Regions from separate parts of the Homo sapiens genome. Here region 1 is linked to region 2. Evidence: read pairs that join two places in POLR2A ChIA-PET (ENCODE). Cell type or tissue: K562. All regions are shown on one strand. Links, peaks and the distances in the headings refer to the core of each region. The heading gives the core; the rest is flanking DNA.

Region 1 (5,371 bases), core at 100-5,099, 170 kb before region 2:
GTCGATGCTGTGTGCACCCTGCTCCACACCTCCCCGAGACTGACCCTGCCAACTCTGTCCCATTTTCCCTGGGCTCCAGGTTAGCCAGAATTGTGCCCACCCCTTCCTGTTTTGTTTTGTTTTGTTTTTCTGAGTTTAAATTTTAACCTAAAGGGGGCCGGGTGCGGTGGCTCACACCTATCATCCCAGCACTTTGGGAGGCTGAGGCAGGTGGATCGCTTGAGGTCAGGGATGCGAAACCAGCCTGGCCAATGTGGCAAAACCCCATCTCTACTAAAAATATTTTAAAAATAACTAGACATAGTGGCACACGCTTATAATCTGAGCTACTTGGGAGGCTGAGGCAGGAAGATCGCTTGAACCTGGGAAGCAGAGGTGGCAGGGAGGTGAGATCGTGCCACTGCACTCCAGCCTGCATGGCAGAGCGATACAACTCCGTCTCCAAAAAAAAAAAAATTGTTTTAACCTAAAGGGCATTAGTGTTGGCATCTCAGCAGCAAGGAAACCACTGCCTCCTGTATTGTTTCCTTTGTGATGGGACAGACATCTCAGCGGGCCGCAGTGGCACTTAACAGTTTTGTTTCCCGTGTGCCTTACCGCGACACTGGGCCCTGGGCAGATGTGCAGGCAGCTCTTAGGATGGCTGGAAACTTGAAGATCAGAACTCAGCTGGATCTGAGCCTTGAACCCTGGGACTGTGAGCTGTGTCAGAGACAGTTCCCACCCCCATGAGACCTGGGGTTCTGGGGTATTCTGCCAAACCCACTCACTGGCCAGCCCAGGGGCACCAGCAAACATAAAAACCAAAGGCCAAGCCCTTTAGCATTTACAAAACACTTTTGCATCCAGTATCTTGTTGAAGCAAAGGAGGATTCTCATGGCCAGGAGTAAGACTAGAGGTAGATGACCCAGGCCTCTGGGCCAGGGGAGGTTTGAGCTAAATCTTTGCTAGGCTTAGGGAAGAGAGGAGCCCTCTCCTACCTGCAGAGGTTTGGTGGTCACCTAGCAGCTACCTTGCATGCAGCAGCAGCTTGTGAAGTTCTAATTGGATTGGACTGGATGGGAGCAAGAAAAGCCCGGGCCGGGCTGGTCCCTCCTGACAGCGAGCCGGGAAAAGGCAGGGTCTTTCTCCTATCTTTCCCGTCATCATATTTTATCCCATCCACAGGGCTGAGGCCCACGTGTCAGAGCGGAAGCAGGTGATCAATCACTCATTCATGCCGCACATATTTACTGAATACCTACTATGTTCCAGACACTGTCCTAGGTGCCAGGGATACAGCAGTTGACAAAACAGATAATAAACCAGAGAAATAAGTAAAATGTATGATCTGGTAGTTGGTGCTAAGTGCTAAGGAGAAAAATAAAGCCAGGAAGAAGGGTGGGATGCGCCAAGGATTGCCATTTTAGAAAGTTCCAGGGAAGGGGCTGGGCGCGGTGGCTCACGCCTGTAATCCCAGCACTTTGGGAGGCCGAGGCAGGCGGATCACGAGGTCAGAAGATCGAGACCATCCTGGCTAACATGGTGAAACCCCGTCTCTACTAAAAATACAAAAAAACTAGCCGGGCATGGTGGCGGGCACCTGTAGTCCCAGCTACTCGGGAGGCTGAGGCAGGAGAATAGTGTGAACCTGGGAGGCGGAGCTTGCAGTGAGCTGAGATCGCGCCACTGCACTCCAGCCTGGGTGACAGAGCAAGACTCCGTCTCAAAAAAAAAAAAAAAAAAAAAGAAAAACAGAAAATTCCAGGGAAGGATTGATTGATGATACTCATAATACCAATCACAGCTGTATTTACTCAGTACCTTCAAGGGGCCAAGCCCCTGCTGGGAACTGGACAGACACTCATGTAACCTTTGGCAACAACTCTGAGAGTCAGCATGTTGGGAGGCTGGGCAGTCCTCGGGAACCAGAGCACTAGGTGAGGGGCTGGAATATTATGGGTATGATTAACCCCATTTATCACCAGTGAGCTGCAGAGGCAGGATTGGAACCCAGAACGGGCACTCCAAATCTGGCGAGGGTTTTTCATGAGCTAGGAATGTAATGTTGCCACTACCTTTGAGGTGCAGACATTACGGTCCCCAGTTTGGCACACTGCACTAGGCTGGGAGGTGTGGAGGGTGTGATTTGAGCCCAGGGCTCTCTCAGGCCTCTCTGTTTCCCAGGCTGGCCACATCTGGACCCAGGGAGCAGGAGGAGGTCCCAGGTGGGAGGCTCGGGCCGAGCTCTGGTGGGACGCAAGGTGGGCTTGGCCAGCCGACCCGTTGGGTAGTGGGAGCCCTCCCCTTCCTTCCCTTCCTGGTTTCTGCTCTGCCGGGCAGGTAGCTCACCTGCCCGCCTCCATAACAGATGATTAGCAGGCCCGGCAAAGTGGGTATCTCCACAGCGGAGGAGACTGGGAACAGCGCACTCCTCATTTCCAGCATATGCCTGCTTGCTAACAAACCTGAATGCCACCGCCCATTTCACTTCTCGGCTTTGATTTGCATAAGGAGTTTTTTCCTGATAGAGTTATCAGTTCATAGCATCTCCCATGTGCAAAAGCCTTGAGCCCCCATCAGCACAGGAAGGGAGCCGTGCCGTCACCCAGCCTTGGCACAGAGGCGGCCCCTGCGAGTGGGACTGGTCAGCTGCGGAGTCTCTTGCCAAGTTCTGGAGCAGAAAAATCACCTCCTTCTTCCTTCCCTTTTAAATGAAATAACTGTTTTGGCCTTGAGGCCTGCTGAGGCTCCTGGAGGCCTTGTTTGTCTTGAACTCGTGGCCTGCGGAAGTGGGTAGCTGCTCCCCCTGGAAGCTCAGCCCGAAGCTTATCTCCATGAGCCCAGCGCTTGGGCCACACCTCACCCATCCAGACGGCACCACCTCGGAGTCCAGGCCTCGGCTGTAAGTCTGAAGCCCAGGCTGCCAGAGTCGTGGAGGAAAGAGTTTTCCCAAGTGGATGAGTGGCCAGAAGTGGCAGGTGTTACAGTGGATCCTGCTGGACTCTGCAGGTCTCAGGCGAGCCTGAGAGTAGTCGGCCTTGCTGCTCACTGGCAGGCTGACCAAGGCAAGTCATTTAACCCCTCTGAGCCTTACTTTCTCATTCATCAGATGGGAACACTGGTACTCAGTAGGTTGTGTGAGGTGAGTGAGACAGCTATGATGAGGACCGGGAATGCCCTGCCGGGTTTCCAGAGCACTTCACTGTTTGCAGAGCTCTTCGCAGAGGTCATTTCATGTGACCCTTTAAACCCCTCTGGAACAGGCAGGTTCAAAGGCCAGAGGTTATGTGACCTGCACAGGTGCCACAGGGCTTCTAGCCCTGGTATCTGGCTCTAAGTCTAAGGCTCTTTCTAGCTTGTCCCGTCTGCCTTCCAAGTTCAAGGTCTGTGTAAGGCACTGTTACTATCCTGAGAGTCAGCCCAGGTTTCTCAATGGTCCCTGTGGGCCCAGGAGCCCTGGGCAGAGGCGGCAAAGTCATAAGAGGAGCGGCAAGGCTGAGGTCCCATTCCCCTGCCAGCCACAGTCCTCAAGGCCTCTCCTGCATCCTCATCACTTAGTGCTGTTTGTTTGGGCTGTAAGTAGCTCAGTTCCTGTTATTCCCCCCTGGACAATCAGGCAGGAAATTCTTCACTTTGGTTTCCTTAAGAGGTCACATACTTTTCTCTCTTGCAGAAGTAAATAAAGCCCGTGTGCTGAGTTGGCAGTTTTGCACACGAGCCCGCCCGCTGGGGTGAGCCAGCAGCCCCCTTCCCTCCAGCCTTAGCTAGCCCTACCCAGGGGGCCCAAGGGCACCAGGAAATTCGGGCAGCCTACTGCCCGGGCACTGACTCCCCAGGTGGCATCCTGGGCACGTCCTGCAAAGACAGGAAGATTTTTAAAGCACGCCCAGGGTTAGAGCCTGGGATAATGTGCCTTGAGGAGACTGTGCCTGTTCACAGAAGCAGCAGTCACATTCCCCTCCCGCACCCAGAATCCCGACAGAAGAGAGGGAGGGCGCCATGTGACAGTGTGCTTATGGAGAACTCAGGTAAGCGCCATCCCAGCTCCCAGAGCACGCTGAGCACCAGGAAGGCCAGGAGGGTTGCCTGGGAACAGGCAGACCCAGAGTCACAACGCCAAGCACCTTTGCACACATGGCACCCCTTGCTCAGGCTGGGGAAACGTGCTTCCACAGCTGCAATGAGCCCAGTCCTCTTGCTAAGCCCACAGCAGTTGAGAGATGTGTTGGGAGAGGCTGCTTTGAGCACCCATGCAGACGGGACAGCTGTCAGCTCCATAGCAAAGGAAGAGAGCGAGGACAAGGCTACAGAACTTGGCCAAGACTCAAGCTCCACCATTTGGACCACTGGGCAGAGGCATAAAATGTCTTCTGCTAGCCTTGGTGGCATTTTTTATTATGGAACATTTTTGTTACATACAGAAGTGAATAGAATAATGAAATTAATCCCATTTACCTATTACCTGACCCCAAACATTCATCAACCCATGGCCAATTCTGTCTCACCCTCCGCTCGTTCCTCCCCATAATATTTTGAAGCAAATCCAAGATGCATCATGTCATCTACAAATATTGTAATATGTATCTATAAAAGATAAGGACTCTTTTTAAGAAACATAACCTCCAAACTATCATCTCACTTGAAAAAATGATCAGATACTGTTATTACTCAAATTTCCTATTGACTCATAAATTCTGTACCTTGTTGGAATCAGGATCCAAATATCCACACAGTGTGATTAGTTTTAATATCTTTTTAAGTCTTTTTAAATCTAGAAGCTCTTCTTCCTTTCTTTTTTTATTATCCTTGCTAATTATTTGTTGAAGGAAACATGTTGTTTGTCTGGTAGGTTTTCCAGGGTCTGGAGTTTGCTAATTGCATCCCCATGGTGTCCTTAACATGTTCCTCTGTCCTTTGAATTTCCTGTAAATTGATAGTTCATCTAAAGGCTTGATCAGATTCAGACTCATTTCTTTACTGATTTTTTTGAAAGACTCCTTCAAAGGAGATGTTGGGTCCTCCTCTCCAGGGGCACGTGCCATCTGGTTGTCTTGCTTTTTTTTTTTTTTTTTTTTTTGAGACGGAGTCTCGCTCTGCTGCTCAGGCTGGAGTGCAGTGGCGCAATCTCGGTTCACTGCAAGCTCCGCCTCCCAGGTTCCCGCCATTCTCCTGCCTCAGCCTCCCCAGTAGCTGGGACTACAGGCGCCCGCCACCATGCCCAGCTAATTTTTTTGTATTTTTTAGTAGAGACGGGGTTTCACCATGTTAGCCAGGATGGTCTCAATCGCCTGACCTCGTGATCACCCACCTTGGCCTCCCAAAGTGCTGGATTACAGGCGTGAGCCACCACTCCCGGCCCGTCTTGCTTTTGTGATATTGGCAGCCCAG
Region 2 (5,371 bases), core at 174-5,173:
CTTATCAAACCCTTTTCATGGCCCAGCTGAAATGACACACTGACGTTCACCCAGCCAGGAAGGAAGTAACACAGCTGGGAGTCGAACCTAGAACCAGAACCTTTGACCCTGGCTCAATAATGCCTGCCTTGCACAGGCATTTAGCACTTAGCTGAGTTGACCCATCAGGCCACATGAGGTCCTTGTGGCTGGAGACCTGTGTGGCCAGGCTGGAGTCTTGCTAGGTGAGCAGGGGTGGAAGAGGGATTCCCTGGGGCAGAGCCAGGAGACAGTCCTGGTGGAGGAGTAGAGCGGTCCCTTCGGTTGCCCATGGTGGCTCTTCCAAGCCTTAACTCCCTTCCTGGTCCTCCCACCCCACCTGTCTCTATATCCTTGAGCTCAGCCGATTCCTCAGAGTCCTCTTGGGTCCACACCCCAGGATGAGGACTCTGAGGCTTTAGTGAGCATCAGGATCACTTGGCTAATTAAAAGCAGATGCCGGGCCTTACCTCGCATTCTGATTCTGTAAGTCCTTCATCTGGCCCAAGAATCTGCATGTTTAGCAGACCGCAAGGTAGTGCTTCCGGGGTCTTCAGATAACGGCCGGGTCTCAAACTGCTGCTCCCTTTGCTTCCTGACCCCCATCTGCTGCTCACCTACCATCTCCTTTTATATACCTCATATACTCCAGTATCGTGAGTTAGTACTGGTGGTGTGCCCATTTTACAGATGAGGACATTGAGGCTCAGAAAGTTGAAGCAACTTGCCTAAAACCATCCAGACAGACCTGGATTTTTATCTCCACTGACTCTAACCACCTTGCTTTACTGCCTCTGCTAGATCTGCATTGGTCCCCTGGAGGTCCCTTAGCGGAGAGTTTAGGGGAAGGACTGAGAATGGTGCGATTTAGCAGTGTGTTCAATGGGCATGAAACCTGGTTGATGCCTTGGCAGCCGGAACTTTCCTTGTGTTATCTCCATGGGCTTTTAGCCCTCATATGAACGGCTGACATCATTAGTCAGAACAAACCACCCAGAATCGGTTCAACTTTCAAAGCTAAATGGAAATCAAAATGTGGAATGACTCAGGGACTGCTCGTTAGGAAAACTGATTCCTCTGTGACTCAGAGCAGATCTTGTAACCTCCAGGGGCTTGGCATCTGGACATGGGGCTTAAAAGAGAACAGACTGGGGAATCGCACCCCAACTGGGCAGCTGTGGCACCTGGACAGGTGATTAAAATTAGCACTTCTACCTGTGACCCAGCAATTGCACTTCTGGGTATTTATAGAGAGAAAGGCAAACAGCTGCCTTTTTCACACAGGCTGGTACACAGAGGTTCAGAGCAGCATTATGCCTGACATTATGCATTTCCTCTAGTGGAGGAAACATCCCAGCTGTCCCTCAGCAGGCCAACAGCTAAACAAACTGATACAGTCACACAGCTGATGGCTACTCAGCAAGTTAAAGGAAGGAAAGGAAACGGGATACAGGCCACACCATGGGTGAGCAAAGGAAGGCAAACAGAAGAGCACTTTCTGGGTGATTCCACTTCCCTAAACTTTTGGCCGGTGCAATAGCTCCTGCCTGTAATCCCATCACTTTGAGAGGCCGAGGTGGGAGGATCACTTGAGCCCAGGAGTGCAAGACCAGCCTGGGCAACATGGCAAAACCCTGTCTCTACAAAAAATATAAAAATTAGCGGGCGTGGTGGCGCATGCCTGTAACCTCAGCTACTTGGGAGGCTGAAACGGGAAGGATGGCTTGAGCCCAGGAGTTGAAGCTGCAGTGAGCCAAGATCATGCCATTGTACTCCAGCCTGGGTGACAGAGCACGACCTTGTCTCAAAAAGCAACACAAACAAATGCAAAACCTTCTAATATAAGCAAAACTAACCGCTGTTAAAATAAGGCAGAAAGGTAGACTGAAAGAAGGTATGCACATATGAGGGAACTTTCTGGGATCATGGAAATGTCTTCTCTCTGGGCAATGGTTACATGGATATATACAGTTCTCAAAAGTGCATCTAAGTGTACACTAAGATCTGTGCATTTTACTATATATAAACTGCATCTTAAGTAAATAAATAAGTAAAGGGCAGATGCCTCCGCCCCAGCCCTGGCAACTGAGTCAGCAGACCTAGGGTGTGGCCCACGAGCATCTCCATGCTCAGCAAGTGCTGAGTGTTGATGCCCAGCCTGCGGTGGGCACCACCAGACACTAATTGCTAAAGTCTCTTCTGGCTTTAGCAGGATGGCTGAGTCTTTGCAGTTGTTGAGCATTTACCATTAGTCTGTTTTTAAGCATAAACCTAATTGCGGTCAAAGTCTGGTCCCAGGGCTGTCTCCTGATCGTCAGCAAGACCAGCTCTAAGCTATGGACAAAGGCTCCTCAGTCACCAGGCAGATCCTGGCCATGTGCCGGGCATCACAGGGCCCGCTGTGCTGGGAACAGAGGCCAGCACTCACTTGCAGGGCTGCAGACACACATCAGGTATTGGGCGTCGGGCAGAACCAGACAGGCACTCTCTGATCAGTTTCTGCCTCCCTGGAAGCCCTCCAGATAATGATTTTGGCTGTGTGCTGAGGAGCTTTTGTGTTATAGACACTATGCTGATTGTTTTGGGGGCATGTTTAATTATATGAGCGGATGCATTGTGTAGTTCTTAGAGGCTGGAGCTAAGAGCCCCCACTTCTCCATGATTGCCTATGTTTCTCTGTATAAGTGACCTAACCTCTCTGAGGCTCAGCTCCTCTTCTGTAAAACGAAGACAGTGGCCGTACTTCTTCCCTCACAGAGCCTTTAGCACGGGGAGCATTTAGCAAATGCTGGCTATTATTATCTAATTTAATCCTTATAATAACCCTATAGGCAAGGTGCTATTCTTATCTGCAGAGCAAAAACCAAGGCTCAGAAAGGTCAAGTCCCTCGCCCAAGGTCATATAGCTAGAAAATGGAGGAGCTGGGATTGAAACTTGGGTCTGCTCAACTCCTGCCTCTGTTCACTGCACCATGCTGTCATCAGCTTTGTGGGATGGGGATCAATGCAGAAGACCCCCTGCAGACTGGACGGAGAATCCATCGCTGGCTGAGTGAGAGCCTGTCCTTCCGGAAGGCTGTGTGCACTGGTTCCAAGAGTGATTTCACATCCCTCTTCTACCAGCTGTGGGACCTTGGACAAGTTACTTAATGCCTCAAGCCTCAGTTTCTTCATCTTTAAAATGGGAGTGCTAATACCAGCCTTAACAAGCTACAGTGAGGATGGAATGAGTCAATAGATGTAAGGCATATAGAACGGCACCCTGAACACTGTAAACCTTTTGTACTTGTCTGCTGATATTTGCTGTCATCTGCGAGGTCACTCACCTGTCTAGGTTTGTAACTGAGCTGGGTGGGGCTCCAGGTTGCAGTAGGATGGGAAGTTGTCCTTCATGCCTTTGAGGAAGTGACAGGATAGCCTCCAGGTGGCATGTGGCAACAGGTGTAGCAAAAAGCCTTTTTGAACTACATCCAGGGACTCTTAAGCGCTCAAATTAAACCGTCTTTTGGATTCTCTCATTTTTAAAAACTCAAAGCCTCGTTCCCAGGCTTCGGTTCCTAACCATCTTTCTTTACTCCCTTGCAAGAGATTCGGGCTGATGGTTACCGTCATGTCTAAGTAAACGATGAGCTTCCCACCCCACAGCCCTGGCTCTCAGGTCATGGCAGCAGGTTCTCGACCAGACGGGGCTCAAGGTGAACAAACAACCTTTCTGTTTATTTATTTTGTATGCTTGCTTTAGTGTTTTGCCTGTGTTGTGGGAACCACAGCATGGGTTTCTCAAGCTGCTCTGTTTTCTTTGGGTTGAAAACAAAAATAAAAGGTGAACCATCAAACCGTGACGTCTGGCTGCCTGCATGAAACTCCACGAGGGCTGGTTTATAAATTTAAAATGTGTGACTGTCCGGGAGTGGTGTCTCACGCCTGTTAATCCCAGCACTTTGGGAGGCCAAAGTGGGTGGATTATCTGAGGCCAGGAGTTCAAGACCAGCCTGACCCATATGGCAAAACCTTGTCTCTACTAAAAATACAAAAATTAGCTGGGCGTGGTGGTGTGCACCTGTAATCCCAGCTACTCGGGAGGCTGAGGCAGGAGAATCGCTTGAACCCAGGAGGTGGAGGTTGCAGTTAGCCGAGATTGCGCCATTGCACTCCAACCTGGGCAACAAAAGCAAAACTCCATCTCAAATAAATAAATAAATAAATAAATAAATAAATAAATAAATAAATAACTGCACTAGGCTGAAAGCAGAATGGCAGTACATAATAAGAGCATCCCTTCTGGAGTCAAATCCCTGCTCTCTTCTTGGCTGCATGACCTTGAGAATGTGTCACTCTTCCTCTGTGAGCCTCAGTCTCCTCATCTGTAAAATGGACATAGCCATGGCGCCTGCCCAATCGGACTGTCGTAAGATCAAGCAGGCAAGCTTTTGGCACAGCGTCAGCAAGCCTCAGCTTATGTGATCATCAGTATACCAGGACCACTCCGAGTTGAGCTGTTCAAGCTCTGGGTCTCTCGCCAACTGGCAGTGTGACCTTGAGCAAATAATTCACCTCTCTGAGCTTCAGGTTCTTCATTTGCAAAATTGAGGCCCCATGTTCTATCTAAATGGATTGTCCTGCATATTAAATTCTGGAAATAAGTACCTTAGGCAGTTGGGAGCAAGAAAGAGGACAGGCAAGAAGGGCCATAGAAGGAAAGTACTGGATCCCCAAAGCTAAAAGATTATTTACCTGGTGGCTGTGAGGAGGGAAGGCCAGCCTGACAGAGGACACAGAAATATCCACTGTTTCTTCTTTTGGGGGGCACAGAATCTCACTCTGTCACCCAGGCTGGAGTGCAGTGGCGTGATCTCATCCCACTGCAACCTCTGCCTCCTGGGCTCAACTGATTCTCCTACCACAGCCTCCATAGTAACTGGGATTGCAGGCACCTGCCACCACACCCAGCTAATTTTTGTGTTTTTAGTAGAGATGGAGTTTCACCATGTTGGCCAGGCTGGTCTCAAACTCCTGACCTCAAGTGATCCTCCCGCCTCAACCTTCCAAAGTACTAGGATAACAGATGTGAGCCACCACGCCCAGCCAATGGCTTCTAAATTTGAGTAGCCCCAGCATCTTCCCTGTTGGACTTGTTTTATGTCTGCTGGTAGAATCAACACTCTTTGGGAACATATGGATCTATGGACTTTGCTTAAACAGATTCTGAATCCAAGATGTCATTTACCAAAAAAGCACACAAGGGATAAATATCCCCCAACAGCAGAATTCTTTATTTTATAGAAGCATTCACTAGGAAATTCCTTTCAATGTTATGCATCCGTCATGTGCGTAATATGCTACTTGATTTACA

What was found. ChIA-PET counts read pairs that join two places held together with the same protein. Peaks named below come from ENCODE experiments on the same cell type or tissue, not always from the same donor. Only the 100,000 strongest peaks of a DNase experiment are listed, where the experiment ranks them.
Region 1: POLR2A ChIA-PET joins it to region 2 with 5 read pairs; 2 of 35 experiments call an interaction of 5 or more read pairs at or near these places.

What each region holds. Positions count from the first base shown.
Region 1 is chr1:15,005,349-15,010,719 of GRCh38, forward strand. All of the region lies in intron 2 of KAZN (kazrin, periplakin interacting protein), which reads left to right. Among named protein-coding and RNA genes, the nearest start is that of TMEM51-AS1, 140 kb to the right of the region's middle. In K562, for the core only: no CTCF peak of the experiment used is centred there; a DNase peak (open chromatin) is centred at 2,836.
Region 2 is chr1:15,177,958-15,183,328 of GRCh38, forward strand. All of the region lies in intron 1 of TMEM51 (transmembrane protein 51), which reads left to right. Among named protein-coding and RNA genes, the nearest start is that of TMEM51-AS2, 9.0 kb to the left of the region's middle. In K562, for the core only: no CTCF peak of the experiment used is centred there; no DNase peak of the experiment used is centred there; H3K27me3 peaks cover 3,933 bases.